Regions from separate parts of the Homo sapiens genome. Here region 2 is linked to region 1. Evidence: chromatin loops called from intact Hi-C (ENCODE). Cell type or tissue: PC-3. All regions are shown on one strand. Links, peaks and the distances in the headings refer to the core of each region. The heading gives the core; the rest is flanking DNA. Region 1 has its middle 34 kb from the start of SPANXA2-OT1. Region 2 has its middle 100 kb from the start of SPANXC.

The links. Peaks named below come from ENCODE experiments on the same cell type or tissue, not always from the same donor. Only the 100,000 strongest peaks of a DNase experiment are listed, where the experiment ranks them.
Region 2: a loop joins it to region 1, with 23 times the contacts of the local background. A loop is called at or near these places in 2 of 110 quality-filtered maps.

The regions. Positions count from the first base shown.
Region 1 is chrX:141,460,370-141,477,142 of GRCh38, reverse strand. No RefSeq gene overlaps it. Among named protein-coding and RNA genes, the nearest start is that of SPANXA2-OT1, 34 kb to the left of the region's middle. In PC-3, for the core only: a CTCF peak has its summit at 9,563; DNase peaks (open chromatin) are centred at 7,472 and 7,912; H3K27ac peaks cover 2,590 bases.
Region 2 is chrX:141,334,213-141,350,985 of GRCh38, reverse strand. No RefSeq gene overlaps it. Among named protein-coding and RNA genes, the nearest start is that of SPANXC, 100 kb to the right of the region's middle. In PC-3, for the core only: no CTCF peak of the experiment used is centred there; a DNase peak (open chromatin) is centred at 9,555; H3K4me3 peaks cover 439 bases; H3K27ac peaks cover 1,354 bases.

The DNA.
Region 1 (16,773 bases), core at 3,550-11,549:
GTGTTAAGATAAGAGTTCTTGTCTCCATTTACAAATAAGGAAGCAAAAACTTAGAGTGATTAACACATTTCCCCAAAATCCTCCTTCTAGAATGTTGTAAATCCAGTTCTCATATCAAATACAATGCTCTTCAAGGATCCTATACTGACTCCCTGATACAATTTATCCGAATATACATAGTATCTCTCAAAACTTAAACTAGTATGTGACCTACACGGAATGGGGCTTTAAAACAGTAATGGATTTCATCGGACTGGAAATGACTCATTCTAATAAAATATAAGGGTCGGGAAGATGTTGATCAAAGGATACAAAATTTCAGCTAGATAGGAAGGATTAGTTTAAGAGATCTATTTTGCAGACAGCATGGTGGCTGTGGTTAATAAAAACATTATATTCTTGCACGTTGCTAAGAAAATAGATTTTAAATGTTCTTACCACAAAAAAGATAAATATGTGAAGCAATGTATATGTGAATTAGCTAGATTTAGCCATCCTACAATATATACATGTTTCAAAACAATATGATGTACACAATAAATATATACAATTTTTACTCATCAATTAAAATAAATAAATGTTTAAAAATGAAATAAAATAAAAATAAAAAGCAGTTGGACTATATACCACAATGTTTTCATATTATTATTTGAAAGCCCTCTAGCTAAAGACTATCAGGAACACACTATAGTTGAACAAATCGGGTTTATTACTCATTACAGTAGGAGAGAATATACATCATAGAGAACTATTTTTATCAATTATGGGGGCATCTCAGTAGGAAGATAATAAAAGGATTTGTTATAGTGTTTGGATTTGTATTAGGTGATTTGGGGGAGATTTTGAGGAAGCAGAATTTTTCTCTGGGTTGAATACTCTCGGGAAGTCGGGGTAATATGATGATCAGGTATCTTAATACACCTTATCTATTGTGAGGGCAGTCTAAAGCAAGGGTAGACTTGTAATTGGTAAAAGAAAAAAACCCAGCAACTTATATTATTCAGAATAGTGAGATAACTGGTCATTCTCGTGACTTGCACAATGTCCATGTTCTGTCTGTGTTCAGACATGATTGCAGAGCGGTCTTGTTTTCGCCTTCATCCGTCATGGTCACACAGCGGCCTCATTTAATGCTGATGTTCCTGATAGAGTAATACCAAGGCCTAGCTGTGAGTGCCAAGCCAGCTCCTAGCAACAACTGGGCATAGCTTGTGAATGTCAGAAGCTGTTTTTCTCTTTCTCAAAACCAGTTAAACATTTAGTTCAGTGATTTGTCCTGCAGCTGGTGGATGAGATGGAATTTTCAAAAGCGGAAAAAAATAGAACAAGGTATGTTCTTTCTCAAAAGACATGTTTTCCAGCACTATTTCTATACGGCAAATTATTTCTTATACAAAGTTAAAATATAAAGAAGAGATTAGGAGAAAATACTTGTGATATGTATAACAAACAAATGACTATACAAATTTTTTCTATAAATAAAAAATCAAACAACCCAATAGAAAAATATGGCAACAATTCACAGATTAATAACTACAAATAGATAACAAAAGATATTCAACTTTACTATTCGTAAAGTAAATATAAATTAAAACAAAGAAGCAATTTTCTTCCATTGGATTGACAACAAAAATCATGAAGGAATAGGAAATCCTAACACTGTTAGAACAAAGTACAAGTACTTTGCAGGATATTTTGGCAATTTCTAGCAAACTTTAAAATGCTCATTAAATTTTTAAGAATTTTCCTTTTAGAAATGCTACACATGTGCACGAAAACATACGATTCAAAAATGTTCATTGTAACATTTGTTAAACAGAAAAACTGGTGAAAAACATTTGTACATCAATAGAGAAATACCTACATTTAAAAATGATGTATCCATACTATGAAGTTATATGCAGACAATTAAAATATTGACATAGATATGTATGGCAAATATAGAGGAAAAACAAAGATACAGAATTAGACAAGAAAATTAATTTACAAAAGTACTTAATATCTCATTTATGTCAAAATATTTATGTAGGCCAAACGCAGCAGCTCATGCCTGCAATCCCAACATTTTGGGAGGCTGAGGCAGGAGGATTGCCTGAGTCCGGGAATTCGAGACCAGCCAGGGCAACATAGTGAGAACTCTTCTCTACAAAAAAAAAAAAAAAAAAAAAAAAAAAAAAGAGCCAGGTGTGGTGACTCATGCCTGTAGTCCCAGCTACTCAGGAGGCTGAGGTGGGAGAATTGCTTGAGCCTGGGAGGTTGAGGCTGCAGAGAGCTGAGAACATGCCACTGCACTGCAGCCTGGGCGACAGAGCAAGACCCTGTTTAAAAAATATATAATTATGTATTTTTAATATTTGCATATATGTATATGACTATATTATGAATCTTTGTATATATATTTAAATGAATATAAAATTATCTGTAAGTGAGCATACCAATTGCAAGCTGTTTCCTTTGAGGACCAGTAATTCAGTTGAATTTTGGGAGAATAGAGGGTGGAGAGAATGGTAGAAATGCAAGTTTTTCTGTATATACATCTGCACTGCTTGAAATTTTTATAAGAAAATATTATTTTCATAATAAAAAGTTATATAATAATATATTCTTTTTTTTTTTTCCGAGACGGAGTTTCGCTCTTGTTGCCCAGGCTGGAGTGCAATGGCGTGATCTCAGCTCACCACAACCTCTGCCTCCCGGGTTCAAGTGATTCTCCTCCCTCAGCCTCCTGAGTAGCTGGGATTACAGGCATGTGTCACCACGCCCAGCTAATTTTGTATTTTTAGTAGAGACGGGGTTTCTCCATGTTGGTCAGGCTGGTCTCGAACTCCTGACCTCAGGCGATCCACCTGCCTTGGACTCCCAAAGTGCTGGGATTACAGGCATGAGCCACCACGCCCGGCCAATAATGTATTCTCTTAGGAACTGTCTAGCTGAGATGGGGTAACTTGTAATGGAGTTGTTATCTTCCTGGCAGAAACAACTAAAAACACTGGACTATATACATATATATATATATAAATGTTTTTTAAGCGTTAGAAATTAGGTAGTGTGAGAAAATAATTCCTTACAGAGGGAAAACAAAGTGAACCCTTACGATTGTCCTGGCTTACTGTCTGAAAGGAGACTTCAGGCTACATCATAGAAAGGGAGAACTCAGGCCGGCCGCGGTGGCTCACACCTGTAATCCCATAGCATTTTGGGAGGCCAAGGTGGGGGGATCACAAGGTCAGGAGAGCGAGACAATCCTGGCTAACACGGTGAAACCCTGTCTCCCCTAAAAATCCAAAAATTAGCCAGGTGTGGGGGCACACGCCTGTAGTCCCAGCTACTCAGGAGGCTGAGGCAGGAGAATTGCTTGAACCCTGGAGACGGAGGTTGCAGTGAGCTGAGATCTGGCCACTGCACTCCAGCCTGGGCGACAGAGCAAGACTCCATCTCAAAATAAACAAATAAGTAAATAAATAAAATAAAAAGAAATGGAGAACCTAAATGGAATCCAGTGGCCTCCCTAAGTTGAGAAGACAGAGCTAGGAGTCCAAAAAGGGAAATACAGCTACAAATTTCAGGGAAGAATACAAGAGAAAAGAAAGCTGCACAAAAAATAAGACAACTGCAGCGATTTGTTGAAGGTCCTTCTCAGCTTTAGTTGAGCATGAATCAGTGCATGAATATGAGGAAACTAACTGAAGCTGGAGAAGCAACTATCTGTAAACAGCAGAAAAAAACAATTCTTAGAGCTCAAACATTTCTTGTTCCCACAAGTCAGAGTGAAAAGCCTTGTATTTCACATGATATTAGGTAGGTTCGTCAGAGGGTATCGCCACAGTAGTGGAAGAAAAATAGTCCTAGATTAATAGCTAGTCTGGTTCTGTCTAATGAAGTTTACAAACAAGCCTTGAAAGAATCAATGTTTTTTTTTTCCAAGTAAATTTAAAGCATCTCAGATTTAAGTGTGAAAATAATATTAGGAGAAGAAAAACACCATCAAAAAGGTAAAATCCACATTGTCTGACATCAAATAAAAAGTTACCAATCACGCATGAAGGAAAGGAAATAAGAGCAGAAAAGCCATTCAATAGAAAGAGACCAGAAAATGGCACCTATAGAATGAGTAGACAAGAACATTAAAACGGCTACAGACGGCTGGGTGCAGTGGCTCATGCCTGTAATCCCAGCACTTTGGGAGGCTGAGGCGGGCAGATCACGAGGTCAGGAGATCGAGACTATCCGGGCTAACACGGTGAAACCCCGCCTCTACTAAAAATACAAAACATTAGCCGGGCGTGGTGGCGCAGGCCTGTAATCCCAGCTACTCAGGAGGCTGAGCCAGAGAATCACTTAAACCCGGGAGGCAGCGGTTGCAGTGAACCGAGATCATGCCATTGCACTCCAGCCTGGGCAACAAGAGTGAAACTCCATTTCAAAATAAAAAAATAAAAAAATAAAAAATAAACCAGCAACAATTACAATAGCATCTTTCTTTATTTGTCCTGAAACGACTACTTTAATAATCAATTGTTTGCTTGCTTTAAGGGTTGTGTCCACACAGTATATATATTTTGAAATGTAAGTGTTAAATTATTGAATAAAGCCTGCAACTCTCTGGATTTGTAAATTAAAACAATTCATATGCTTACACATTATTATTATTGACACGTTGTATGGGGGCATTTTGATATCATGCTGTTATAGAAACTAATCAGTTGTTATGGAAGTTATCAACACCTTCAACCATCATAATTTTGTAGTTTTCTGATAAATCACTCTTCAAATAAGGTGTCAAGGGCCAAAACACTTGTTAAGAAATAGAACTGTATGTCTTAACTAGGTGATTTTTGTAAAAAGTCCCTTTGACATTATTTAAAAAGATGTTCTTGATCTTGAATTTTCTTCCTAAAGTATCTAATTCCTGTTGATGAATGTAGCCCCACTTTACAAGATTGTTTGCATTTACCTTAAATCTTCATAACAAAATTCTTACTTGAAAAGCTAATGTGCAACTTATTTTGGACATATATATCTCATTTAAAAATACTTTAGCATGAGAACCTGAATAAAATATAACGCTGGGTATAGATAATTCATATTTTATTGATGTAAAAATGGGCTGTCTACATATACTCAGAACAGTAGATATTGTAATGTAAGCAAATGCATCATCTTAATAGAAATTTCTAAAGAGGCTTAGCTTAGTGTTTAGTATAGGTTAGCAGTTGAAGATAACTTAAGGAAAAGGGATTTTATGTATATCGATCTTTGAGTCTGGGACTCTGTTCTAAAGTATTTGCCTTATTTTTGAATTTTTAATCAATTATGAGATTAATCATCAACTCTATGCTTCAAGGCCTTTATTCCATAGAAGATGTTAATTATACAGCACATTCATGCAATTTAAACCTCTATGTCTTCTTCGTGCTATGCAAAATGTATCTTTATGATTTGCTGTGTCTGTCTATGCAAACCAGTAGACAAATTTTTGCCCAGACTATAATGTGCACCCAGTCAGCCCAGAAGAGCTATTATCATCACCTCTTCAGTGAAAAATATTGTGGCTACCTGCCAGCTACTTTATGATTTTTATTTCACTAGATTATACAAACATCTACTGAGTACCTAAGATATCCCAGGTTCCGTTGAGGATCAAAGGTGAACAAGACAATGCTGCGGCCCTCAAGATTTCATACTCAAGCAAGGGAGATGAGAAATTGGTCAAAATTATTCTATCAGAAATAATGTGCTAGAATATACCTTTGAATGAACTACAAAGTGCTACAGAGGTTTGAAGAAGGGAGTAGCTGCACCAGGAAGGCTTTGTAAATGAGATATTCCTTCAAGGACAGACTGAGCACAGAAAGGCATTGCAGGCAGTGGGAATTTCAGCAAAAGCACTGACGGTGAAGAGGAATATTTGTTGTATACAGGTTGAACACACCAACTCTGTAACATTCCAAAATCTGAAACTTTTTGAGTACCAGCATGGTGCTCAAAGAAAATGCTTTTTGGATTTCAGATATTTGCATTAGGTATGCTTGACTGGTAAATATAATGGAAATATTCCAAAATCCAAAAAAATCAAAAAATTGAAACACTTCTGGTCCCAAGCATTTAAGATAAGGGACAATCAACATGTATTACTCTGTGTCTGGGTCTGTACTGGGCCTTTACATTTGCTTGCTCATTTAATCCACACAAGCACCCTGTAATGTGCATGATACTCTTTCTATTTTGCAGATAGCACCAAGGCCCAGAGCTGGTAAATAAGTGGCAGATCTGGTATTGAACTCAGGCTGGGGTCACATGAAAGACCGTGTTCTTTCCTCACAGGGGTGAGAGAAAGCACAATCTGTTTGGGAAAAAGGAGTCGAGTTACTTAGAACATAGAATGCTGGAAAGGTAGCAAAATGAACAAGATCATCGGTGGAGTTCACGTAGAACCAAATGTGCTCTAGTAGACATTAACAAGTATTCTGGACAACGTCCCATGGTCGAATATATGGAAAATATTGCATGCTATATTCTAGTCCTGCCATGTAGAGGTTGTACACTACATAAATGAGTGTCGTATAATAAGCTACAATGTGAATATTTACCTCTAGAGTTGTACAGTGCACAACTTGCACAACCATATGTTGCCAATCAGCTCTATCTTATTTTTTTGGAAATTCACAAATCACATTAGGATGTGAAAGAGTTCAGAAACTCTTATAGTAATGAAATACGTTTAACCCACTAAATCTCAAAATTATTTGACTACAGAAGGGAAATTTCTTTAGTGTCTAATAATATCTCGTGGAATACTAGCATTCTATGAAACACAGTTTGGAAAGTGCTGGGCTAGCCAGTCATACTTGACAAGTCAGTATAAAGTGGAGTGACTTGGCCATATAGCCTTTGTCTGGAAATTCTGCCAAAGACACTCATCCATTAGTCTGGATGATGTGACTTCAATTTTCTAATGGAAAACATTTTCCTTGACCAATTCTTTCTTTCTTTTTTTTTTTTTTTTTGAGACAGAGTCTCTGTTGCCCAGGCTGGAGTGCAGTGGCACGATCTCGGTTCACTACAACCTCCACCTCCCAGGTTTAAGCAATTCTCCTGCCTCAGCCTCCTGAGTAACTGGGATTACAGGCGCGTGCCACACGCCCAGCTAATTTTTGTATTTTTAGTAGAGACAGGGTTTCACCATGTTGGTCAGGCTGGTCTCAAAATCCTGACCTCATGATCTGCGCGCCTCAGCCTCCCAAAGTGCTGGGATTACAGGTGTGAGCCACCACACCTGGCCCGTTCCTTCACCAATTCTAAGTTCAGAGGAACAGGGTCATCATGAGCAGAGCTTGTGTGCTTAGTGAAAATGGCTGTGGGTGTAATGAAATATTTATTCCCCAAGCGTTGAGATGGTTTGATGGGACCTGAGGCAGCTGGAGTCCCTGGGCCAGTCATTTCCTGCCCAAGCAGCCTCATCTATTTACCTCAGTATGCTGTACAAACATTATTTTTAAGGTATGCTACGATGTGGCAACGGTTGAGAAGCAATGATTTTGAAAATGCCAAGTTACTTGTTAAAGACTCCAGTCTAGATTTATAAGATAGCTTTTTCTTGTCCCATTTTGTTTAGCAGCTCCAGAAATAGTAATTGGTACAAGCAGTGTTAGAAGAAAACATCATTATTACAAAATATACTACAAGGAAAGAAGAATTAGATATTTGAGAATTATCTTTTTTTGCTATGTTGCTTTTCTAGTTGGGAACATCACATTAATCTGTTTTCCCCTCATGATTAAAACTTTTTGGGATAACAGCAATTATTCATTTATGTGCAAATATCTAGAAGATGAGCAATGTGAATCTATAACAGTAAAGGAGGCATTCAGGATGAGGTGGCAGAATTCCTTAAATAGTCATACTTCATTTCAATTGAAAAACTTTGCACAACTGAAAGAATGACAAAAATGCTATTGTTAAAGAAAAAAAAAAACTTTGGAAAGTTATGAATGTCTAAAATTTCCTGCAGTTATTTTTGCAAGGATTGATTCATATTCAGATTAGCTTCCTGCCAGATGGAAGAAACACACAGTAAATCAACTTTTGCAGGAGAGAAATCAAAAAGAAGCATAAGCTGCTATTTAAAGGGGTTTCTTCCTTTTTTGCCATATTAATAGCACATTAACCCTTAGGGAGTGTTATTGCAAGAAGCCAAACCACGGAGGCTACCATTCCATCCTTCAGGAAGAATAAATATTTTTCAGCCCAGTAGGTTGGGGAAAAATAGCTCCTTGGATTGCATACTCAAAAAAGTGTTTCTGTTTAATCATGGTCAAGTTTCATGCACTCCAAAGCAGTAATGAAAGAGTAAATGTATGGAAATAGGGAATGAATTCCTCCTCTTGCACCCAGTGAAACCCCGCTTTAGTTAATTGTTCCTGGGATGCATTAAGGATACAGTAGATGAGATGGATCGATGTCCTTGGGGGTATTCTAAACCAGGTGTGTGTTTTTTTGGGGGGTGGGGAGCGGTGCTGGCGGAGCCCCTCCAGTACCTTTAAGGAGCTCCCTTTATTATTCTGGCCATGTGATCCAAGTGCATCAGAACACAATCATACCACTTGGTTGTACCAGTGCTGGAGACTAGGTTTTCTCTCTGAACCAGCAGTCACTCTTCCTGCTTAGTTCTCTCCTTGTCCTTCCTTCTAATCTTCAACTTGTTCTTGTCCTGATGTCTTTGCCTCACAATTTCAACTTTATGCCCTTTTTGTTTCACATGTGATCTAAGCATTCCTTGTGATAATACCCTGCTCTCCACTGTAGTTGAATAAAGTATCCAGGCTGTGACCCTCCAGACTTGAGCCATCCTCAAGTGCCCTCTTTCCCCTATATACTGACTTCATGGGGATAGCTTTTCACCTGGCCTGTTTCAGCCTTGACACTTTGATGATAATGGTAGCAATGTAGCTATAACATTTGTTTTCTGAGCACCTACTGTGTGTCTATCTTCTCAACAGCCCTGTGAGAGAGGTATTATTATTATTCCAATTTTATAGATGAGGAAATTAGGCACAGATAGTTAAGAAAACTGCTCAAAGATTACAGAGCTTATAATTGACAGAACTTCGCTTCTGATGCAAATGAGTCTGAATTCAAAGCCTGTGCTCTTAACCACTATGCTATATCAGAGTCTTAAACTAAAATGCACCAATTAATCACCTGGGAATCCTGTTAAAATGCAGATTCTGATTCAAATGGTCTGGGATGGGACTTGAGAATTTTCATTTTTTTATTAGCTCCCAGGAGATGCCAATGTTGTTGGTTTAATGTACCAGACTTTGAAGAGCAAGAAACTATATAGGGTGCAGCATTTCAAGAAAACAGATGCTTTGGAAATCTCTTCCGCCCGAATTTCCAGAAGAGATGCTACAAATTCACCATACCACACCTGTGCATTTTTCATGTATTGGAGGGATAAGAATGCTGGCTCTTCCATGCAGTACCAAAAGCTGCCACCATTTAGTAAGCGCTTTCTCACTTCTAGTCACTGTTGTTGTAAGTGCATTTCAGAAACCAACTCACTTAATCCCTACAACAGACTTAGGCAAAAAGTCATACAACTAATAAAAGTGATGGAACTGGATTCATACCTAAAGAGTCTAGCTCTAGAGCCCACATATAACCAATATACGCTTTTTAAGTATAGCAGAGTGGTCTGAGATCAGCTTAGGGCAGTGGTTGACAGTGGGCTCTGACATTAGTTTTGAGTCTGGATTCATTACTTCTTAGGTGTATAACCTTGGATATGTCCTTAACATTATTCTGTTCATTTTAATTTCTACCACTTCTGGTGTCTGGTCCAACATGTAAGGTGCTTGGAAGTTGTTGCTCCTTCCTATCAACATGTGAAGAGCTGAACAAAAGGGAAAATCAACAACTATTCTTAGGCTATAGATTCATCAAAGAAGTGAGGTCACAGAGTAAATTGCTGCCCCCAAAATTGGAGACAGAAACAGGCAGACAAAGGGAATCACAGCTTACTAGAGCAGAAACCCCAAAGCAGAAACCTCCACAAGAACCAATGCCATAGTAAGAAAACGTAAACTGTAATTGGTGAAACGCTGGAGGCTCAGAGTGGACAACTCTGAAAGTTAAAAACTTCTGTTATATGGCTGCACTTACATTTTGTGAGTTTTTACCTTTTGGAGCTCTATTGGGTCTTCATAATGAGCATCAGAAAGTCCCCTCATGCTTTAGAAAAGTAAACATTCTGAAATACACCAAAGCATTTTGTTCTTCTTCAGAAGACATGTCCTTAGGAGAAACTACAGTATTTTACAAGAGTCTAACCTGCTGGGACTATTTCAGAACCTACTTGTGGGAAGGAAAATACCCAATTCCAGCTCCCTGTAGCCTTTCATGTGAGGAAAGGGAGATGCTCAACTCTCACCACTATAAACATTCTGTCCTATCCAAGGGGGAAGAAGCTGAGAAGTATTGGCTAAGTTCACAGTTTAGGGGCACAGGTTCACCAAAAGACAAAGCTAATCACCCGGCGCGGTGGCTCACACCTATAATCCCAGAACTTTGGGAGGCTGAGGCGGGTGGATCACGAGGTCAGGAGATCGAGACCATCCTGGCTAACATGGTGAAACCCTGTCTCTACCAAAAATACCAAAAAATTAGCCAGGCATGGTGGCGTGCGCCTGTAGTCCTAGCTACTTGGGAGGCTGAGGCAGGAGAATCGTTTGAACCCAGGAGGTGGAGGTTGCAGTGAGCCGAGATCACCCCATTGCACTCCAGCCTGGTGACAGAGTGAGACTCCTTCTCAAAAAAAAAAAAAAAAAAAAAAGACAAAGCTAATCATAAAGCTATAGAACACTTCACATGCCACCTTCAAACACATACCACTACATCATTCAGGGCCTCTTCATTGCAGTTTCTCTCACCCAATGTACGATGTTCATCCTTCAACAAAATATTACAAGGACATTACTGGCAAAACAAAGTTTGAAGAGATTGAACAAACATCAGAACAAAATTCAAATATATCAGGAATGGTGGCATTATCAGACGAGGAATTTTTTTGAAAATACGTATTATTGTACTAAGAGCTTTAATGGAAAAAGTAGACAACATGCAAGAACAGATAGATAATGTAAGCAAAGAGATGGAAATTCTGAGATAGCATTTAAAAGAAATGCTAGAGATCAAAGACACTGCAACAGAAATGAAGAATGCCTGTGATGGGCATATTAGTAGACTGGATGCAGCTAAGGAAAGAATCTCTGAGCTTGAGGGTATGGAATAGACACTTTCAAAACTAAAAAGAAAAAAGAAAAAAAAATACCGAAAACCCCCAGAACAGAATATCCAGGAACTGTGGGGCAACTCTTAGAGGTATAACATACACATAATGAGGATATCAGAAGGAAAAGAAAGAGAGACAGGGACAGAAGAAATGTGTAACAGAATAATAACTGAGAATTTCCCCAGATTAATATCAGACACCAAACCACATATCCAGTAAGCTTGGAGAACCAAGCAGGATAAAAGCCAAAAAAAAAAAAAAACACAAACATACACATAGGCATACCATTTTTTTTTTTTTTTTTTTTTTTGAAGACAGAGTCTCAGTCTGTCACCCAGGCTGGAGTGCAGTGGCACGATCTCAGCTCACTGCAAACTCTGCCTCCCGGGTTCAAGCGATTCTCCTGCTTCAGCCTCCCGAGTAGCTGGGATTACAGGTGCCCACTCCACGCCCAGCTAATTTTTGCATTTTTACTGGAGATGAGGTTTCACCATGTTGGCCAGGCTGGTCTCAAACTTTTGACCTCAGGTGATCCACCCGCCTTGGCCTCCCAAAGTGCTGGGATTATAGGCGTGAGCCACCACGCCCAGCCAGGCATACCATTTTCAAACTGCAGAAAATCAAAGATAAGAAAAGAGTCTTGAAACAAGCCATCAGAAACAAAAGACACCTATATAGGATCAAAGACAAGAATTACACTTGACTTCTCAGAAACCAGGCAAGCAAGAAAAAGGTGGAGTGAAATATTTAAAGTTTTGGTAGAAAAACAACTTCACCAACCTAGAATTTTGAATCCTATAAAATTATCCTTCACAAGTGAAGGAGAAATAGAGACTTTCTTGAATAAACAAAAATTGAGAGAATTTATTGCCAGAAGACTAGCTTTGAAAGAAATGTTAAAAGTTATTCAGAGAGAAGGAAAATAATATAGATTAGACACTTGGATCTACATAAAGAAATTAGAGAAAGAATAAGTAAACTAAAAGCTTTTATTTTTCTTATTTGTAATTGATGTAACATATAATGGTTTGTTTAAAAAAGAATAGCAACAATGTATTCAATATATATACTTCTGTATTTATATGCTTATATATAAGTAAAATAAATGATAGCAATGTTGCAAAGGACAGGATGGAGGAATTCAGATTATTTTGTTATTTTAAATTACTTTCATTACCCATGAAGTGGTATAGTGTTATTTGAAAGTGGACCTGGATTGGTTTTAAACATATATTGCAACTTTAGGGAAACCACCAAGAAAAGATTAAGAAGGAATATGACTGATATATTAATAAAGGAGAGAAAATGGAATCATATGAATATTTAGTTATAACTACAAAAGGCAGAAAAAGTGTGGGAGACAAAAATAGAAACAGAACATGGGCAACAAATAGAAAACAGTTGCAAATGTGTTCAATGTTACCCACCTGTATCAATAATCACTTAAACATCAATGGTCTAAATATCGCAATTAAAAGACAGATATTGTCATAGTGTATCAAAAAACAAAACCCAGCCATATGCTTTTTACAAGAAACTCACATTAAATATAAAGACACTTGCAGGTTAAAAGTAAACAGATATAGAAAGATATGCCAGCCAGGTGCGGTGGCTCATGCCTGTAATCCCAGCACTTTGGGAGGCCGAGGCGGGCAGATCACCTGAGGTCAGGAGTTTGAGACCAGTCTGGCCAACATGGTGAAACCCTGTCTCTACTAAAAATACAAAAAACATTAGCTGTGCATGGTGGCGGGCACCTGTAATCCCATCTACTCGGGAGGCTGAGGCAGGAGAATCACTTGAACCCAGGAGGCGGAGGTTGCAGTGAGCTGAGAATGCGCCATTGCACTCCAGCCTGGGCGACAAGAGTGAAACTCTATCTCAAAAAATAATAATAATAAAAAAAATAAAACTAAAAATAAAGATATGCCATGCTACCACTAATCAAAAGAAAGTGGGACTATCTCTATTAATTTCAGACAGAGCAGACCACCAGGCAAGGTAAGGTATCATGGATAAATTGAATAATTACATAATGATAACGGAGTCAGTCATCCAAGAAGACATAACAATCTGCTATGGTCTGAACGTTTGTGTCCCTACCCCACCCTCCCCCTAACACACAATTTAAATGTTGTAATCCTAATCCCCAAAAAGAGGGTATTAGGAAGTGTGGCCTTTGATGGGTGATTAGGTCAGGAGGACTGAGGCTTCATCAATGGGATTAGCAGCCTTATAAGAAGACCCAATGAGATTCCTTCCCCCTTCCACCACTTGAGGACACAGCTGAAAGTCAGGGGCCAACAAACCAGGAAGAGGCCCTCTCCGGACACTGAATTTATCAGCACCTTGATCTTGGACTTCCCAGTCTCCAGGAGTATGAAATTAATGCCTGCTTATAAACCATCCAATGTATGCTTTTGTTATAGCAGCCTGAATGGACAAAGAGACAATCCTTAATGTGTATGCACCTACAAACAGAGCATCAGAATGCATGATTCAACAACTGATAAAGTTACAAGGAGAAACAGATAAATCCAATGTTATAGTCAGAGATATTTTTTCTTTTCTTTAAAATAGGAATAATACTAGTGCCTACTCAACAGAATTTGTGTGAAGATTCAATGAGTTAATGGGTGTAAGGGCCTTAGAATAATACCTGACACATTCTAAAAGCCTGAAAAATGCCGGCCATTATTGTTACTATTACTATTATTATTATAGTCTACACGGAACCATTATTATTTTTTATGTTTGACACACAAATCACTATACTAATCTGTCACCTTTGCTTTTCTTCTGTAAATCTAGTAAAAAGGGAGGAAGAAAGAGGAGTACAGAGATGTTATAAAACACAGATCACAGAGAGAAGCCATTTATTTTTCCACCGCTACCCTTGACATGACTGCTGCCGAACTGAAGGAAGAAAATTGCGGCGGGAAGAGATCAATAAAAATTATTCTTTTCCACCTTCTTTCCCTGCTGTTGGAATTCAACCTTTAGGCTAACATTATGGCAAGATTTAGGATGCAGAGGAAATGGGATTCTTCCCTAGTACCTCACTCATGTTGCCCTTTGTCCAGTCTTGGCAGAAATATTGCAGAGTAGTAGTTGAGGTGCCACAGTAATTCATGAGGAAATTAGAAAGGTGATATGGTTTGGCTCTGTGTTGCCACCCAAATCCCATGACAAACTGTAATTCACAGAGTTGGAGGAGGGGCCAGGTAGAAGGTGATTTAATCATGGGAGCCAACTTCCTTTTTGCTGTCCTTGTGATAGTGAGTGAGTTCTCACAGGATCTGGTTGTTGTAAAAGTGTGTAGCACCTCCCCCTGTCTCTTATTTTCCTGGCGGCCATGTGAAGACACGCCTCCTTCCTCTTCACCTTCTGCCATGATTGTAAGTTTCCTGAGGCCTCGCCAGCTATGCCTCGTGTACCGCTTGTAGAACTGTGCCTGAAACCCCTTTTCATTATACACTACCCAGTCTCAGGTATGTTGTTATACTAGCGCAAGAACTAACTAATACAGAGGGTAAACATAAATTTGAAGTAAGAAAGATGAAAAAAAGAGGGGTGCAATATATATTTGTTTATAATAAAGACAGTATCTTGTTACTTTTAAGGGAAACAAAATTCACACCTGGAGGAAGCTTTTGTTATTGTTATTGTCGTTGTTGTTGTTCTCTAATTTTTGTGCATGAAGGTTCATTTTGTAGACAGCAGTGCCCTTGTGATAAGAAGTAGGGAGGAGCTAACACTTACTGAGCACCTACTATGGGAAAGATGCCTAAGCTTAGCCATCCCCTGAACAAACCAGCAAGGTAAATTTTGTCCATTTCATAGATGATAAAACTGAAGTGCATCCAGGTTTAAGTCAATTGCTGAAATATGCATAGTAAGTAAATTGCGTATCTGGGATTCAAATCCAAACCTGTCTGATTTCCAAACTCTGATGTTCCCATACTACCTACATTTAAAAAAAATGTGTGCCCCAAAGAGAAATATAGAGTTCCCCTAGAAAGCCAGTGGGTGATATAAATTGCACTTCTTCATACACGATCAGCCATAGAATATGAGTTCTGGTCCCTGGTGCCTGGAGACTTCTGTACTTCTCAGAGCTCATCTCCATTCAGAACTCTTCAGGAATGTCAGGTTGACTCCTCTGAGACCATACAGATTGATACAGCAAAAAGAACATGGAGTTGGAATCAGACAGTCCTGAATTCCAGTCATTGTTTCATAATTTCCTTGTCCACAACTTTGGGCAAGTTTCTTGGGCTCTCCGAGCTTCAATCCCCTCCTTATAATTCTCTTTTCTAACTTCCTTCTTCCTAATCTCATGTGGGATACATAAGAGGCATCTTCTTCTTATCTTTGGTCAGTTCTCTTGTGTGAGTTAAATATTGCCACAATAATTATGTGTAACAATCCTCCAAATTCTATGGCTTATAGTTGTCTATTATTTTCATCAATCTGTTAATTGGCTGATGTCTCTGCTTCAGTGGTACAGCAGCTGGGGATATTTATCTCCAGATCTGTTTTTCTTGGGCTCAGATTGAAAAGTGAACAGCTATTGCAGGGATATTCTTCTCATGGTCATTGCAGAGGCATAGGAGGGCAAGCAGAAACATGTGAATCCTCTTAAGTTATTGAATCAGAACTGGCATACTGTTATTTATGCCCTATTCTATTGACCAATGCAATTCACAAGGCCAAGCCCCAAGTTAAGGGAGACAATGTACATTTTCTGCTCATCAATGGCGTGGCCAAAGTGTAGTTGCAGGGGAGGGTGAAGAATTGAGGTTGACAAGTCAATCCCTCTTAGAAACTACTACCACTAAGTTTCTAAGTAGTTTCCTTTATTGTTCTCAGGCTTACTATTCTATTTTACCAGGAACAGAATTCTTCAATTTCCTGACTTCTTACATAAAGCTTTCTGTATCCACATTTACCAACGATTTTCTCTTTTCTTTCAGTCCCGGATATGCCATTCAACCTGTCTTTTGAATTGTATTCCCTTCTTGCTGCTCTGGAAATTATCAATTATCTTCACTGCCTCCCATATACTCAACTTACACTTCTCTGTTGTCCTCATCTTTTGAAATACTGTAGTTCCCGCCCCCTCCACTTAAACAAAATATAATAAAAAACAAACCAAAAAGTTTATTTGACCCAACACCTTGCCTTTAGCAACTCCCCTACACCTCTCTTTCTTTCCTCAGTCAAGATTCTAGTTCTGGCATTTTCCTAAATTTCATTTATTCCTCAATATATTTAAATCTGGCTTCTGCTCCCCTCAATTTGCTGATAGTGTTCTCCAAAATATCACTGTAGATCATTCTTTCCTGAAATGCCCTTATTGTGCTTTACATGATTTTACACTTTTCCTGTGCTCTTCTTACATCATTGTATGTTGTTCCTCAATTTCTTTCACTGAATTCTTTCCCATGTTTGATTTTTAAAATGTTGTTTCCTGGGGT
Region 2 (16,773 bases), core at 5,443-13,442, 130 kb after region 1:
TAGAGGAACATTTGTGAGCCTGTGTTGTCACAGTGCAACAGTGCCAGAGGATGCTGTTTTCAGCAGGTCAGAGTCCCACAGCTGTTCAATCAATATGTTGAGAATTGGTCTTTAATCTTCAGGCTTCTTTTAGAGGTTCTGACATCGTATCACTTCTGTTTTGCTACGATGGAAACATCCCTGAGGCAAATAGTGTTTCTGGTTGTACTGTGACATTGACCCTCTTCTCTTAATAATAATGACAATAATAACAATAATAATAACAGCAGCTACTATTTATAGAGCACTAGGCATGTTGCATCATGATTTTACCTAATCTTCAAGAGTCCTGCAAGTCAGGAGTTGGGCTCAGTTTCCAGAGGAAGAAAATAAGGCTACTTTCATGCTATGACAGTAAGGCCATATTCAAGAAGAGGTTAGAAAATGGGAGCCTCTAGTAATTTTCCCTCCTTTTCAGCACCATAGAGCTGACCAAGTGTGTCCAGCTTGGTACCCTCTACAAGAGCTTTATTGGTATTAAAAAGAAAATTCAATTCTCGCTGTCATTCAAGTGGGGACTTTTATTTATTTATTTATTTATATTTATTTATTTATTTATTATTTTCAAATTTTATTTTAAGTTCAGGGTTATATGTGCAATATGTGCAAGTTTTGTTATATAGACAAATGTGTGCCGTGGTGGTTTACTGCACCGATCATCCTATCACCTAGGTATTAAGCCCAGCATCCACTAGTCATTCTTCTTGATGCTCTCCCTCTTCCCAACCCCCACCCTCTGACAGGCATCAGTGTGTGTTGTTCCACTTCATGTGTCCATGTGTTCTCATCATTCAGCTCCCACTTATAAGTGAGAACACATGGTATTTGATTCTCTGTTCCTGGGTTAGTTTGCTAAAGATAATGGCCTCCAGCTCTATTCATGTCCCTGCAAAAGACATGATCTCATTCCTTTTTATGGCTGCATAGTATTTCATCATGTATAAGTACCACATTTATTTTTTCTATCCAATCCACTGTTGATAGGCACCTAGGTTGATTCCATGTCTTTGCTATTGTGAATAGTGCTGCAATGAACATACACGTGCATGTGTCTTTATAGTAGAACAGTTTATATTCCTTTGGGTATATATCCAGTAATGAGATTACTGAGTTAAATGGTCTTTCTGCCTCTAGGTCTTTGAGGAATCAACACACTGTCTTCCACAATGGTTGAACTAATTTACACTCCCACCAACAGTGTAAAAGTGTTCCTGTTTTATCCACAACCTCACCAGCATCTGTTGTTTTTTGACTTTCAATAGCAGCCATTCTGACTGGTGTGAGATGGTATCTCACTGTGGTTTTCACTTGCATTTCTCTGATGATCAGTGATGTTGAGCTTTTTTTCATATGTCTGTTGGCCACATGCATGTCTTCTACTGAGAAGTGTTTGTTCATGTCCTTGGCCCACTCTTTGATGGGGCTGTTCATTTTTTTCTTGTAAATTTAAGTTCCTTATAGATGACGGATATTAGACCTTTGTCAGAGAGATTGCAAGCATTTTCTCCCATTGTGTAGGTTGTCTATTTACGCTGTTGATAGTTTCCTTTGCTGTGCCAAAGCTCTTCAATTTAATTAGATCCCATTTGTCAATTTTTGCTTTTGTCAAAATTGCTTTTGGTATCTTCATCATGAAATCTTTACCTGTGCCTATGTCCTGAATGGTATTGCCTAGGTTTTCTTCTAGGGTTTTTATAGTTTTGGGTTTTATGTTTAAGTCTTTAATCCATCTTGAGTAATTTTTATATATGGTGTAAGGAAGGGGTCTGACTTCAATTTTTTGCATATGGCTAGCCAGTTCTCCCAGCACCATTTATTGAATAAGGAGTCTTTTCCCCATTCCTTGTTTTTGTCAGGTTTGTCAAAGATCAGATGGTTGTACGTGTGCAGTCTTATTTCTGGGTTCTCTATTCTGTTCCATTGGTCTATGTGTCTGTTCTTGTACAAATACCATGCTGTTTTGGTTACTGTAACCTTGTAATATAGTTTGAAGTTGGGTAGCCTGATGCCTCCAGCTTTGTTGTTTTTGCTTAGGATCACCTTGTCTATTCAGGCTTTTTTTTTGGTTTCATAAAAATTTTTAAATAGTTTTTTTTCTAATTCTGTGAAGAATGTCAATGGTACTTTAATGGGAATAGCATTGAATATATAAATTGCTTTGGGCAGTATGGCCATTTTTATTATATTGATTCTTCCTATTCATGAACAAGGAATGTTTTTCCATTTGTGTCGTCTCTGATTTTCTTGAGCAGTGGCTTGTAGTTCTCCTTGAAGAGGTCCTTCGCTTCCCTTGTTAGCTGTATTCCTAGGTATTTTATTCGTTTGTGCCAATTGTGAATAGGAGTTCATTTGTGATTTGGCTCTTGGCTTACCTGTTGTTGGTGTATAGGAATGCTAGCAATTTTTGCACATTGATTTTATATCCTGAGACTTTCCTGAAATTGCCTATCAGCTTAAGAAGCTTTTGGGCTGAGACAATGGGGTTATCTAGATATAGGATCATGTCATCTGCAAACAAAGATAGTTTGACTTCCTTTCTTCCTATTTGAACATCCTTTATCTCTTTCTCTTTCCTGATTTCCCTGGCCAGAACTTACAATACTATGTTGAATAGGAGTGGTGAAAGAGGACAAACTTGTCTTGTGCTGGTTTTCAAAGGGAATGCTTCCAGGTTTTGCCCATTCAGTACGATATTGGCTGTGGGTTTGTCATATATGGCTTATTAATTTGAGGTATGTTCTTTCAATACCTAATTTATTGACAGTTTTTAACATGGAGGGGTGTTGAATATTATCGAAGGCCTCTTCTGCATCTATTGAGATAACCGTGTGGTTTTTGTCTTTAGTTCTTTTTATGTGATGAATCACATTTATTAATTTGTATATGTTGAACCAGATTTCCATCCCTGGGATGAAGCCTATTTGATTGTGATGGATAGGTCTTTTGATATTCTGTTGGATTTGTTTTGCTTCAATGTTCATTAAGGATATTGGCCTGAAGTTTTCTCTTTTTTTTGCTGTATCTTTGCCAGGTTTTGGTATCAGGATTCTGCTGGCCCCATAAAATGAGTTAGAGAGGAGTTCCTCCTCTTCAATTTTTTGGGATAGTTTCAGTAGGAATGCTGCCAGCTCTTTTTTGTACCTCTGGTAGAATTCAGCTGTGAACCTGTCTGGTCCTGGGATTTTTTTTCATTTGGTAGGCTATTTATTAATGTCTCAATTTTAGAACAAATTATTGGTCTATTCAGAGATTCAATTTCTTTCTGGTTCAGTCTTGGGTGGGTGTATGTGTCTAGGAATTTATTAGTTTTTTCTAGATTTTCCAGTTTATGCACATAGAAGTGTTTATAGTATTCTCTGATGGTTGTTTGTATTTCTTTGGGGTCAGTGGCGATATCTCCCTTAACATTTCTGATTGTGCTTATTTGAATCTTCTCTTATTTTCTTCTTCATTAGCTTAGTTAGTGGTCTGTATTAATTCTTTTTTTTTTTTCAAAAGCCAGCTCTTGGATTTGATGATTTTTTTGAAGTGTCTTTTTGTGTCTCTATCTCCGTCAGTTCAGCTCTGATCTTGGTTATCTCTTTTATTCTGCTAGCCTTGGGTTTGTTCACTCTTGGTTCTCTAGTTCTTTTAGTTGTGACATTAAATTTTTAACTTGAGATCTTTCTAGCTTTTTGATGAGGGCATATAATGATATAAATTTCCCTCTTTCACACTGTTTCAGCTATGTGTCCCAAAGATTGTGGTACATTGTATCTTTGTTCTCACTAATTCCAAAGAACTTCTTGATTTCTGCCTTTATTATTTACCCAGAAGTTATTCAGGAGCAGGTTGTTCAATTTCCATGTAGTTGTGTGGATTTGAATGAATTTCTTAACCTTGTGTTCTAATTTGATTGTGCTGTGATTCAAGAGACTGTTATGATTTCAATTCTTTTGCATTTGCTGAGGAGTATTTAACTTTCAATAATGTGATCAGTTTTAGAAAAAGTGCCATGTGGTGATGAGAAAAATATATATTCTGTTATGTTTGGGTGGAGAGTCCTGTAGATATCTATCAGGTCCACTTGATCCAGCGCTGAGTTCAGGTCCTGAATGTCTTTGTTAGTTTCTGTCTCGATGGTCCGTCTAATATTGACAGTGCGGTGTTAAAGTCTCCCACTATTATTATGTGTGAGTCTAAGTCTCTTTGAAGGTCTCTAAGAATTTGCTTTATGAATCTGTGTGCTTCTGTACTGGGTGCATAGACATTTAAAATGGTTAAATCTTTTTGTTGAATTGAACCCTTTACCACTATGTAATGTTCTTCTTTGTCTTTTTTGATATTTATTGGTTTAAAGTCCGTTTTTCAGGAACTAGGAATGCAACCCTAAGTAGGAACCTTTAAAACCTCTGGTCCTATTCAGCTTGCCATATTCATATTCCCTATCTGGCAAGAAGTAGATTCTCCCAATTTTCAAATTGTTCATACATAAAAAGCTTCCCCATAAACAGAAGACATATGACACGTAATTATTTCCCAACAGCGATGATTTAAATAGAGTAATCTTGTATATTAAGTTTTTTCTGTTGCCTCTCAACTATACTAAAGTCAGCTGGAAGGTTGCACTTCTGGTAAAAATTATAGCTTTTCCTTCAGTGAGAATACTTGGTGCTCAAGCACTTATAACTAGAATTTCTAAGAAGGAAATTTGTAAAGAGAGAAGTGCAGTTGTTGGTACTAATGGGAAGGAAGCTGTGCTTTTATCTCTACCTTCTTTTCACTTGAGAAGGGAACGGAGGCAATGGAAGGGTACAACTCTTTTTTTGTTTTGGTGACATTAGAAGACATGAGAAAAGTAATGACTGGGCTCCCTGAACTGGTTTGCAGTTGCATCCTGTCTCAGATATGTGTGAACACAACAAAAATACTGATGCCTTCACTCTTGAGATAAGGCCACATTACTTTCAATTTAATCCTGACTATTTAATCTCAGGAACTCTCAGAAAAACAATGTGTCTCTATTTTGTGTGAGAAAAATGTGTATATAACAGTGGGAGGTCTGATGTATACTATATATTTGAAAGCCACCAGCCTTAGCATAGTCTCTGCTGTCAGTGGAATCAATTTCTTCATTCTTGTTGACACACAGAATATTCCTTCTGATCTTGCAAAATCACTTCTGTTTATTACAAGGTCTGTATCTCGTCTATGTTCCCCACTGTTGATATACTACTTTTCTTGAAGCCACTACAGAGCTTTATACTTATATTCCAAACTGCATCTAGTACGGAAGTGCTTGGCAACATTACAACATGGAATAAATAGTATTCATTATGACAGACTCCTCAGGATTCATTCATCTGATAAACGTTAGAGACATTACATAGAACTAATTTGACACTTTGTCTCTAAAGCGTGTTAAGACTCTTTGATGCTGAAAATTGCATTTGCAGAAGTGATTATTTGAAGTTACTGCAAGGCTCTGAGACAATGCAGTGTCCAGGTCTCAAAGGAAGAAAAGTGAAATTCCTTCAGGGTGATTACTGAGGCCTCCCTGCCCAAGGTTTAATTCTGGCCTGAGAGATAGCAAGCTTGGCTTCTTGTCTCTTCTACTCAGCAGCCTCCATAGCTTTTTATATTGACTCCCCCAGGTCCAGAGATGAAATAGTAGCCAAGAGTCTGACCAAAAACCACCTAGTGAATTATGCGGTCAAATGTCTCTTGGGGAAGCAGATGTATTGTTTTACCTGAATGGAGATCCCAGTGGTGTTATGAAGACAACATGCCAGCCAGGGTTCAAGTCTCAGCTCCACCACTTATTGGATGTGTTTGTCTCCTAACTTATCTGCCCCTCAGTGTCCTTGTTTATGAAATGAGAATAATTAAACATATCTTTTGGAGTTATTGTAAGAATTAAATGCTATAATGTGTGAAAGCACTTCACATAGTACCCGGAACCTAATAGGCACTTAGTACATGTTAATGTAGTTTTCTCACCCATGAATTAGGAAGAATACTATTTTTCCTGCTTATCTCAAGCCTATTATCCACTTCAATGGTCATTTTTCCCCTCTAGGTTTGTTCAGAGATAACAATGATGTACTGTAGTCAATTAAAAATGTTTCCTTGAATCTGGACTTGATTGTCAGAGCAAAAACAGCAGCAGCCACTTAAGGAGAGATAGATTGTGGGCATAGCCTGAAATGTATCTACCTACTGATACACAGCTTTTTCTGCCTTAGTCCATGCCGGTACATATGGCACAATTTTCTTCCTAGAGACATATTTTCTTCCTAGAGACATACATATGGGCCCCTCATGTATCAATGTTCTTATTTGTCAGGAACAATTATTTTACATGTAAAAACATGGGTTGACCCACATGACCCATTTTCTTTAATATATATGAAGTAATATAACAGTATTTTATTATGTAGTTTCCTACAACGCTGTTGGCTATGACAGTGATAAGTATTAAGATTTCTTTCATCCTCTGCACTCTGCCCTGCAGCAGTACCTGCCACAGTGTAGTGCAGGCTCTCCTGATCCCTTGTTTGGAATACTGCAAAACTGTTTACCCTTCTTTGCATTCTCTCTTCTCTTCAACGCACCCCTACACTACAGCCTTTATGATGTCTCTGAAACAAAAACAAGGCCACGTTAACTCTTATTTATAAACCCTTCCATGGTTTCCCATTGTCCTTAGGGCAAAACCTAAGCTTCTTAACCTGGTTGACAAGAATTTTTTTGATCAGGCATAAATCCTAGCTCAGGATACATTAATGGGGACAGAGGTGTGGTGGTAGAGTGGGGGCGAAATGGACATAACAGATTTTATCTACATTATGGGCACTCTCCACAGTGCCAATTTTTCCTCATTTTCATTTTATTTTTGGGCTCTTTTTAGGCTCTCTTATCCTTCCTGATAACAATTGCTGTGTCCCTGAGTTTTCCTTGGAAACTTTTAAGAGCTGGGCATGCTCAGTAGCCATAGCCAGGGTTGTCTCTCATTTTTAAAACATCACTAAGGCTGCAGTGTGAAGGATGGACACACTTTGGGGCCTGTTGCGGGCTTGGGGGCAAGGGGAGGGAGAGCATTAGGACAAATACCTAATGCATGCAGCGCTTAAAACCTAGATGATGGGTTGATGGGTGCAGCAAATCACCATGGCACATATATACCTATGTAACAAACCTGCACGTTCAGCACATGTATTCCAGAACTTAAAATAAGATAAAATAAAATAGAAAAAAATGCATCAGTGAGAGCCTTTAAAAAACCAAGAAAGAATCAAAATTTCCTTTATCACAACTCTACAGATATTCCATTGAATGGGTTTACTTAAGCAGTATGAAATGTAGAGTAAGTTGGAGAGTGTCACCAAACTTCCCATTTTATTCAGAAAAATAACCTAGGGCCATGTGGTAGCCTATGGTCCATACATGAACTGCCAGCTGACTGAATCTCTGACCTCTCCTCCTCTTTTACTTTCCCCACCCTTTTTTTTTTTTTTTTTTTTTTTTTTTGAGTCAGAATCTTGCTCTCTCGCCCAGGCTGGAGTGCAGTGGCGCGATCTCAGCTCACTGCAAGCTCTACCTCCCGGGTTCACGCCATTCTCCTGCCTCGGCCTCCCGAGTAGCTAGGACTACAGGCGCCCGCCACCACACCTGGCTTTTTTTGTATTTTTAGTAGAGACGGGGTTTCACCGTATTAGCCAGGATGGTCTCGATCTCCTGACCTCATGACCCGCCCGCCTCGGCCTCCCAAAGTGCTGGGATTACAGGCTAGAGCCACCGTGCCCAGCCTACATTTTCCCTTTTGTGGTGGGCCAAAACATGACCCTCCTAAAGATATCCATGTGAAATTCCTAACACCTGTGAATGGCACCTCATATGGCAAAGGATTTGATTAAGTTAAGGATCTTGAGATGAGGCGCTTCTGGATTATTCATGTGGGCCCAATATCATCACAGACTTCCTGTGATTAGGTAGACGCAGAGAGAGACATATGAAGGAAAGGTGGGGGTGTGAAGATGAAGGCAGAAGACAAGGCAAGGAAAGCCGCCAGTTACCAAAAGCTAGAAGAAGCAAAGTACAGATTCTCCCCTAAAGCTTCTGCAGGGAGCATGGCCCTGCCAACAAATTGATTTGGGATTTCTGGACTTCAGACCCTTGAAAGGGTAAACTTTCGTTGCTTCGAGCCACACAGTTTGGAGTACTTTGTTATAGCAGCCCTAGAAGTGAATTCACCTTTCTTCTAACCTCACTGGCTTCCTTGATTTTCCTCAAATAGGCCACATGAGCTCCACTTAAGGACTTCTGCGCTCACTTCTCACTGGACTCGAAAGCTCTCCCACTAGACAGCTTCCTACTGAGAGAGCTCCATGGCTTTCTCCTTCGATTCCATCAAGTCTTGTGCAGAAGTCACTTTTTCAGTAATGATTTTCACGATCCCATTATTTGAAATAGGCCCCTTGGCATTCCCTAACATTCTTGCCCTATTTTCTCTTCATAGTACTTATCTCTGATCTGACATACCAATCTTTTAATGTTTACTATTTACTCATTTCTTATTGCCTGCATTTGGTTGTCCATACATGCAGCAGAAGATAATCTCCATACTGTCAGAGATTATCGTCCGTATCATTTATTGCTATGTTTCCAGTGCATAGAACCATGCCTCAGCACCTAGGACAAGGCCCAATATACATAAGCATTAGATGAACACTTAAAGGAAAGATTACATAACATCAGAAATTTTTAAAAAAGTTAATAATAAACAAAGCATTTTAGAACTTACGAGTCATGCTCCCCAAACTGCCATTGTCATTAACCATGCAACTTCTGTAATCCCAACAAATCACTTAAATTTCCCATTTTCAAATGTTGAAGTCTGAGGAAAAGACTTTGAGACATTTTACGTATTGTAGTTGACTAGAGCTACTTTTATTCAGTCACATGTTTACTCAACAGTGTTTTAAAAATCAAAGTGAAGTTCTCAAGCATTTTCTGCTGTATCATGCTGAAATCCTAAACACAGTGTATCCTAATTGAATACACAAAAATTGTGCAGATACCACCAAAAATATGTGCATATTTATTTTTATGGGCTTGTACCTTTCCTTGGGAAGAGGGAAGGTGACGACAGATGTCAGCAAAAGCACAAAAAGAAATACCCCAGGAGCTCCCATATGTTTCTACCTTGCTGAGTCCATGTAAGATAGATTACCTTCATGGCTGTTTCCAGTTACGTGGATAAAGGGAGGAGATAGAAAAGCAGAATGTCATCTCTGCATCTAGCAAGATACGCGTGCAAAGGTCAGCCAGAGGCCGGTTTTCTGAGTGACCATGGTTGGGAAATCAAACAGACTTTCAATTTGATCTGAGAGTAAAGCATGCTATTGTTTGAGCTTCTTGGTTCCATTTATCAGAGGAAATTTGTGCCAGAGATAGCAGAAGGGAAATGGAAGACATCCGAGAAAGGATTCCAAGATTGTAAACTGCACTCCAGCCCAAGCACTATTGCTGCCAATTCTAAGAATTTCTTCATGATTAGTCACAGTACTTAATGTTGCTATTATAAAATGTCAAGTGGAAGAGTCAGAGTCAGGCTATTGATGACTTAGAAGCTTGCTTTGCTGAAATAAAGTTTCTCTTAAAATGGAAAAGGTGAATTTACGCGAGTAAAATGAGTTGGAATAACTTGTGAAAATCTTGTGTTTTGATGTTACAAAAGTCCACGTAAATTACTGCCTTAAGCACTCGAAAAATGCTTAGAACACTTGTGGCTAATTACTAAAAATATTTATGACTAAATTGGGCTACTTGGGAAGAGAAATGATGGAAATAATAGTTTTAATTGTTAAACTAATGTTCGTTTTAAGTAAAATTGGTTAACTGAAAAAATGATATGCATACAAAAAAGAACACTTATCGTAATTGTGCAGCTTGATGGCTTATCCCACAGTAAAATTATTCTACAACTACTACTCGGATTAAAAAAAAAATACTAACTATACCCTGAGACGTTCCCCTGCTGCCGCCCCATGCCAGGCACTATCGCCTTCTATCCTGAAGTTATCTTCTCTTTTTGATTAGTTTTAAATGGTTTTGAATTTGACATAAATGGAGTTATACAGTATGTTCTTTTTAGTATTTGATTTCTTTTCATTAAATTTACGTTTGGAAGATTCAGCCATGTTTTTGCCTGTAACAGTAGTTCGTTAATTTTCACTGTTGTGTAGTTTGCTGTTTATCAATATGCCACAATTTATTCAGCCATTTTATTATTCATGAATGTTTGGATTGTTTCTCGTTTATGCCACTACAAATAGCACTAATATCAACATTTCTTAGAAGTAAACATATGTATACATGTATGTTAAGTATATATGTTGGAGCGAAATTGCTGCACCATAGGATATGAGTACATTTAATATGGCAAATACTGCCAAAGAGTTTTCCAATATGGTTGCATCAATTTGCATTCATACTAGCAGCGCATGAGGGTTTCCGTTGCTCTACATCATTCTCAACACACTGTACGGTCATTTGTTTTAACTTGAGCCATTCTGGTATATGTATAGTGGTATTTCATTGTGATTTTGTTTCTATTTCTCTTATGACTAATCATGTTGAGCATTTTTTCATGTGCTTATTTTTTCATTTGTTCATGTCCTTCATTGACCATATAGGTATCTTCCTTTTTGAGCTATCTGTTCAACTTTTTTGCCTGTTTTCTATTGGATTTTGTCTTTTTTTTTTTTTTTAGTGATTTATAGGAAGAGTCTGGCTATGAAGTTGTTTGTATTCATACATTTATGTGTGATATATATCACACACATATGAGAGAGAGCACACAAATATCTCCTTTTATGTTTTATTTTTAAAATCGAATGTATTGAGATTTATTTGTGTGCCATAAAATTAACCCATGGTAAGTACACAATATTTTTCAGTAAATTCCAGAGTTGTACAGCAATCACCAAAATTCTATTTTAAAGCATTTCCATTATTCCATAAGGATTCTTCATGCCTTTTTTCTATATTCCCAATCACCAACCCTAGCTTCAGGTAACATACTGAGCTGATATCATCTCTTATAATTTGCCTTTTCTAGAATGCCTGCCAAGAAAGCAAATCATACACTTTGTATGCTTCTTTTCTGGCTTTCCTCACTTAGTGTAATTATTTTGAGACTCATTGTTATTTTTTGATATATCCTTAGTTCCTTCCTTTTTATTACCAAGTAATATTCGATCGTAAGGGGTGTACCACATCTGTTTACCCATTCACCAGATGAAGGACATTTGGTTTCTTTTTAGTTTTTGGTGGTTAGGAATAAAGCCAATATAAAATTGTGCATGCAGCCTTTGTGTGACTACAGGTTTTCATTTTATTCGGATAAATACCTTGGAGTGGGGTTCTTAAGTCATATGGTAAGCGCAGGTCTAACTATTTAAGAAACTGACAAAGTGCTTTTAAAAAAGTGTTTGATACTATTTCCCTGGTATGAAACCCACTTGATTATGTTGGATTATCTTTTGGATATGTTGTTGATTTTGCTTAGCCAGTATTTTGTTAAGGATTTTAGCATCCATGTCCATCAAGGATATTGGTCTGTAGTTTTCTTTTTTAGTTATATCCTTCCTTGATTTTGGTATTAGGGTGATGTTGGCTTCATTAGGGAGGGTTTCACATCCCCACCAGAAGTGTAGGAGTTCTAGATGCTGCATATCTTTGTAAGCACTTAGTGTCTTCATGTTTTTTCTTATTTTGTAATTATTCTCACATGAGTGTAGTGATATCTCATTGTAGTTTTAATTTTTTTCCCTAATGACTAATGATGTTTGGCATCTTTTCTTGTGTTTAACTGCCATTTGTATATAATATTTGTTAAAGTATTTGTCCAAATTTTTTGCCCATTAAAAATGAGTGGGGGACTTCAATACACCACTGACAGCACTAGACAGGTCATCAAGACAGAAAGTCAACAAAGAAACAATGGACTTAAACTATACCTTGGAACAAATGGACTTAACAGATATATAAAGAACATTTAATCCAACAACCACAGAATACACATTCTATTCAACAGCCCATGGAACTTTCTCCAACATAGACCATATCTTGGAGATATGAGCCTCAATTGTATGAGCCTCAATAAATTTAAGAAAATTGAAATTATATCAAGCACTCTTTCAGACCACAGTGGAATAAAACTGGAATGAACTCCAAAAGGAACCTTCAAATCCATGCAAATACATGGAAATTAAATAACCTGCTCATGAATAAGCACTGGGTCAAAAACGAAATCAAGATGGAAATTAAAATAAATCTTCAAACTGAATGACAATAATGACACAACCTATCAAAACCTCGGGGATAGGGCAAAGGTGGTGCTAAGAGGAAAGTTCATAGCCCTAGATGCCTACATCAAAAGACTGAAAGAGCACAAACTGACACGCTAAGGTCACACCTCAAGGAACTAGAGAAACAAGAACAAACCAAACCCAGACCCAGCAGAAGAAAGGAAATACCTAAGATCAGAGCAAAACTAAATTAAATTGAAACACACAAAAAGTACAAAAAATAAATGAAACAAAAAGCTGGTTCTTTAAAAAGATAAGTAAAATTGATGGACCATTGGCAAGATTAACCAAGAAGAGAGAAAATCCAAATAAATGTAGTTATAAAATAAATAAGTTATGTACACCTAATGTACAAACTTGCAGTTATAAGATGAATAAATTCTGGAGACCTAAAATTTCTGCACAGCAAAAAAAAAATTATAAACAAAATCACAGAATGAGAGACAACACTTACAAACCATATATCTGATAAGATATTAATATTCAAAATGTATAAGGTGCTTCTACAACTCACTAACAGTAAACAAATAACCTGATTCAAAAATGGGCAAGGGATCTGAACAGATTTTTTTTTATACAAATGGCAAACAAATATATGAAAAAATGCTCAACATCACTAAGCACCAGGGAAATGCAAATGAAAACCACAATGAGATATCATCTTACTCCAGTTAGAATGGCTATTAGTAAAAAGACAAAAAACCAACAGATATTGGTGAAGATGTGGAGAAAGGGAACTCTTATACACTATTGGTGGAAATGTAATTGGTGCAGTCATTTTGGCAAACAGTATGGAGGTTTTTTAAAATATTGAAAGAATTACCATTTGATCCAACAATCCTACTCCTGGGTATCCACCCAAAAGAAAAGAAATCAATACATCTAAGGGATACCTGCACTTTCATGTTTATTGCAGTACTATTCACAATAGCAAAAATATGGGATCAACCTAAAAGTCCATCAATGGATAAACAGATGAAGAAAATTTGGTACATATACACAATGGAATACTATTCAGCTTTTTAAAAGAAGGGAATTTTGTCATTTACACCAAACCTGGAGGACATTATGCTAAGTGAAATAATCCAGAGACAGAAAGACAAACACTGCATAATCTCACTTATATATATAAACTAAAAATGTCAAATATATAGAAACAGAGAGTAGAAGGTAATTATCATAGGTTAGGGTATGGGAAAAATGGAGAGATGCTGGTCAAATGGTACGAACTTGTGAGTTATAAGCTAAATTCTGGAGACTAATGTACACCATGGTGACTACACTTAATGTATACTTGAAATTTGCTAAGAGAGTAGAGCTTAAGTATTATTACCACACTCTACACAAAAATAATTATGTGAGGAGATGGATACATTCATAACCTTAATTGTGGTAATCATTTCACAATGTATATGCATATCAAAACATCATGTTGTTTACCTTGAATATATACAACTTTTTATTTTTTAATTATACCTTAATAAAGCTGAAAGTGAAAATAAGTTGTGTTTGAATTTTGTCAAAAGCTTTTTTATTATTTAATATTTGTAGGCTGTGTAGTGATATCTGGTTGTGCATTCCCAATATGTAAAATTTGTGTCACCTCTTTCTTAGTAAGTATATTTAAAGCTTTATAAATATTTAATTTTCATCCAATAATCAGATTTGGTTTCATTGATCTCCTGTATTGATTTTCTGCTCTCAATTTCATTGATTTTCACTCTTACCTTTATAATATCCTTTATTATATATGATTTGGGTTTAATTTCTCTTTTTTCCCCATTTTTCTTAAGGTAGAAGCTTATATCATTGATTTGAGCACTTTCTTCTTTTCTAATGTAAACATTTAATAGTATGCTATAAACTTCTAAGTACTACTTTAAAGACATCCCACAAATTTTGATATGTTGTATTTTCATTATTTTCTGTTCAAAATATTTTTCAATTTCCCCTGTGATTTCTTCTTTGATCTATGCATTGTGGAGCATGTTTTTAATTTCAAAATATTTGGATATTTTCCTGATTTTTTTTACCGATTTCTAGTTTAATTCTATCATATTCCAAGAATCTGCTTCTTACTATCTCTTTTTGAAATTGTTATAGTTTGGTATATAGTGCATATTATAGTCTCTTTTAGTGGATTATTTTTATATGCAGTGCAGTAAAAAAGAGGTATATTCTTCTGCTGTTGTTTGGGGGTGTTCTATAAATCTCATTGTGTCAAGCTGGTTGATAGCATTGTTCTGATGTTCTATATAACCTTACTTATTTTCTGTTTATTTGATTAGTGAGAGAGGAATGTGAGGGTCTATGAGTGAAAAATGTTGATTCATTGATGTCTGTGTTCAATTCTAGCAATTGTTTCCTCATGCAATTTGAAGCTTTGTTATTAAGTGCATATGCGTTTAAGATTGTTGTGTCATGTTAAAGTGACTCCTTTATAAATAGTGAGACAGTAAACTATCTAAACATACACTGATACTGTTTTAAATCTGTGCTTTGGAATTTTTATTCTGTTTATTTGCATAACCTGCAGGAAAAAAATGTAATTCCATCTTTTGTCTCTTCTTATAATCCTGAGAGATTAATCTTGAAACTCCACAGTGATCAAGTCATCTATGACTTTAAAAAAAAACAAGAAAAAACTTTGACTCCAATATTGCCTATTGAGTTTGTATGTAACACCTTCTTCAGTGTGACCCTAAATGGCCTTAATCTTTCACCACTTATTCTCTATCCAAATTAGATGGACTTCAATTGACTAGAAAATAGATCCCTTACCTACTGATTCAGCATTTATTGGGAAACGATTATTTTCCTAAATGCTATACAATTACTTTTAAAAAGTGTTCCCTATTCTTGAGACGATTATAATCCAATGTAAACAAAAAAATGGAATTGAGGATGGACTAGCAGGTAGAGAAAGGCTACAATCATGAAAATAATTGAATAGGGCAGAGAGGCAGAATACCATTCTGTAAAATGTGTAGGAGTCTCAACAGGAAATGACTAAGGGATATGATTGTCAGGGCCTAAAGGTACTTTGTGATCACTAGTTCCATGAAACAAAGGGTAAAGAAAAAACTTAAATCAGAAGGTATTATCGTTGTCTATAATACCAAGAAAGACATCAGCAAAGAATGCAGTAATTGGCTTTGGGGGCATTGATCCTAAATAATGCTATAGCAGAATAACTTACATGTTTGCTGACTAGAAGCTTCTGGGGTTTTAAATAGCATTACTACTAAACATTCTTGTTCACAGATGAATTTAGCTTAGATTCTAGTCGGTATTAAAGACTGAATATTAATTTTTTTAATTATGTATTTGGAGAATAATTTATTCATATGAAATCCAGACCCAAATATGAAATTCAGCACAAAAATTAATAATAGAAACCCGAGGAACCTGATGCTTCAGGCATTTAGCATCTGATATAATTTTACATTCTTATAAAGTGCACTGAAACGATACTGAATACACAGTGTGTGGGTGCAGTATATCACTCTGTAATTAGAATATCAGGTATATGAGAGCATTTTTTAAATAGAAAAAGGAAACGTATATTTTAAAAATACGTGTGTATTTTGAAAGTTTTTCATTTTTTTCTTAATCTTATCAATGATGATTGGGTTGACCTCATAACCTTTGATTAATTATCTGCCAGATGGGCTATTAATGAAGACTATTATAAGTAATATATAGTCTCTAAAGGCCAGGCCATACTACCTCCAAAAGGAGGTAGTATGATGTTTCTCTCTAATTCCAGCATAAGTCTTTTTTTTTTAAAAGCACCAAAATGATAGACTACCTGTTCACAATAGAGGAAAGGGTGTATGTGTGTGTATGTGTGTTTGTGTGTGTATGTGTGTGTCTTAGTCCATTCCAGCAGCTATAACACAATACCATAATCCAGGTGGCTAATAAACAAGAGAAATTTATTTCTTAAAGTTCTGGAGGTGGGGAAGCCCAAGATCAAGGTGCAGACAGATTCAGTGTTTAGTGAGGGCCGTTTTACTTGTTCATAAGTAACCATCTTCTCATTTTGTCCTCACATGGTAGAAAGGGCAAGAGAGCTCTCTGGGGCCTCTTTTATAAGGGCACTAGTGCAATTCCTGAAGGCTCTGTTCTCATAACCAAAGCACCTCCCAAGTCCCTCATCTTCTAATACTGTCACATTGGGCATTATAATGTTAACATTTTTTGGGGAGGCAGGGGGACTAAAAACATTCAGTACATACCTGTGTGTGTGTAATGTGTATGCATATGTGATTTTGTTGTTGATTTGGTATTTGAATTGCATTTCTTAAAAGTAACTAGAAATTCTTTTGGTAAAGTGCTGAGTATTTAAGAGAACCAGCACCCAGTGGATTGTTAGCCT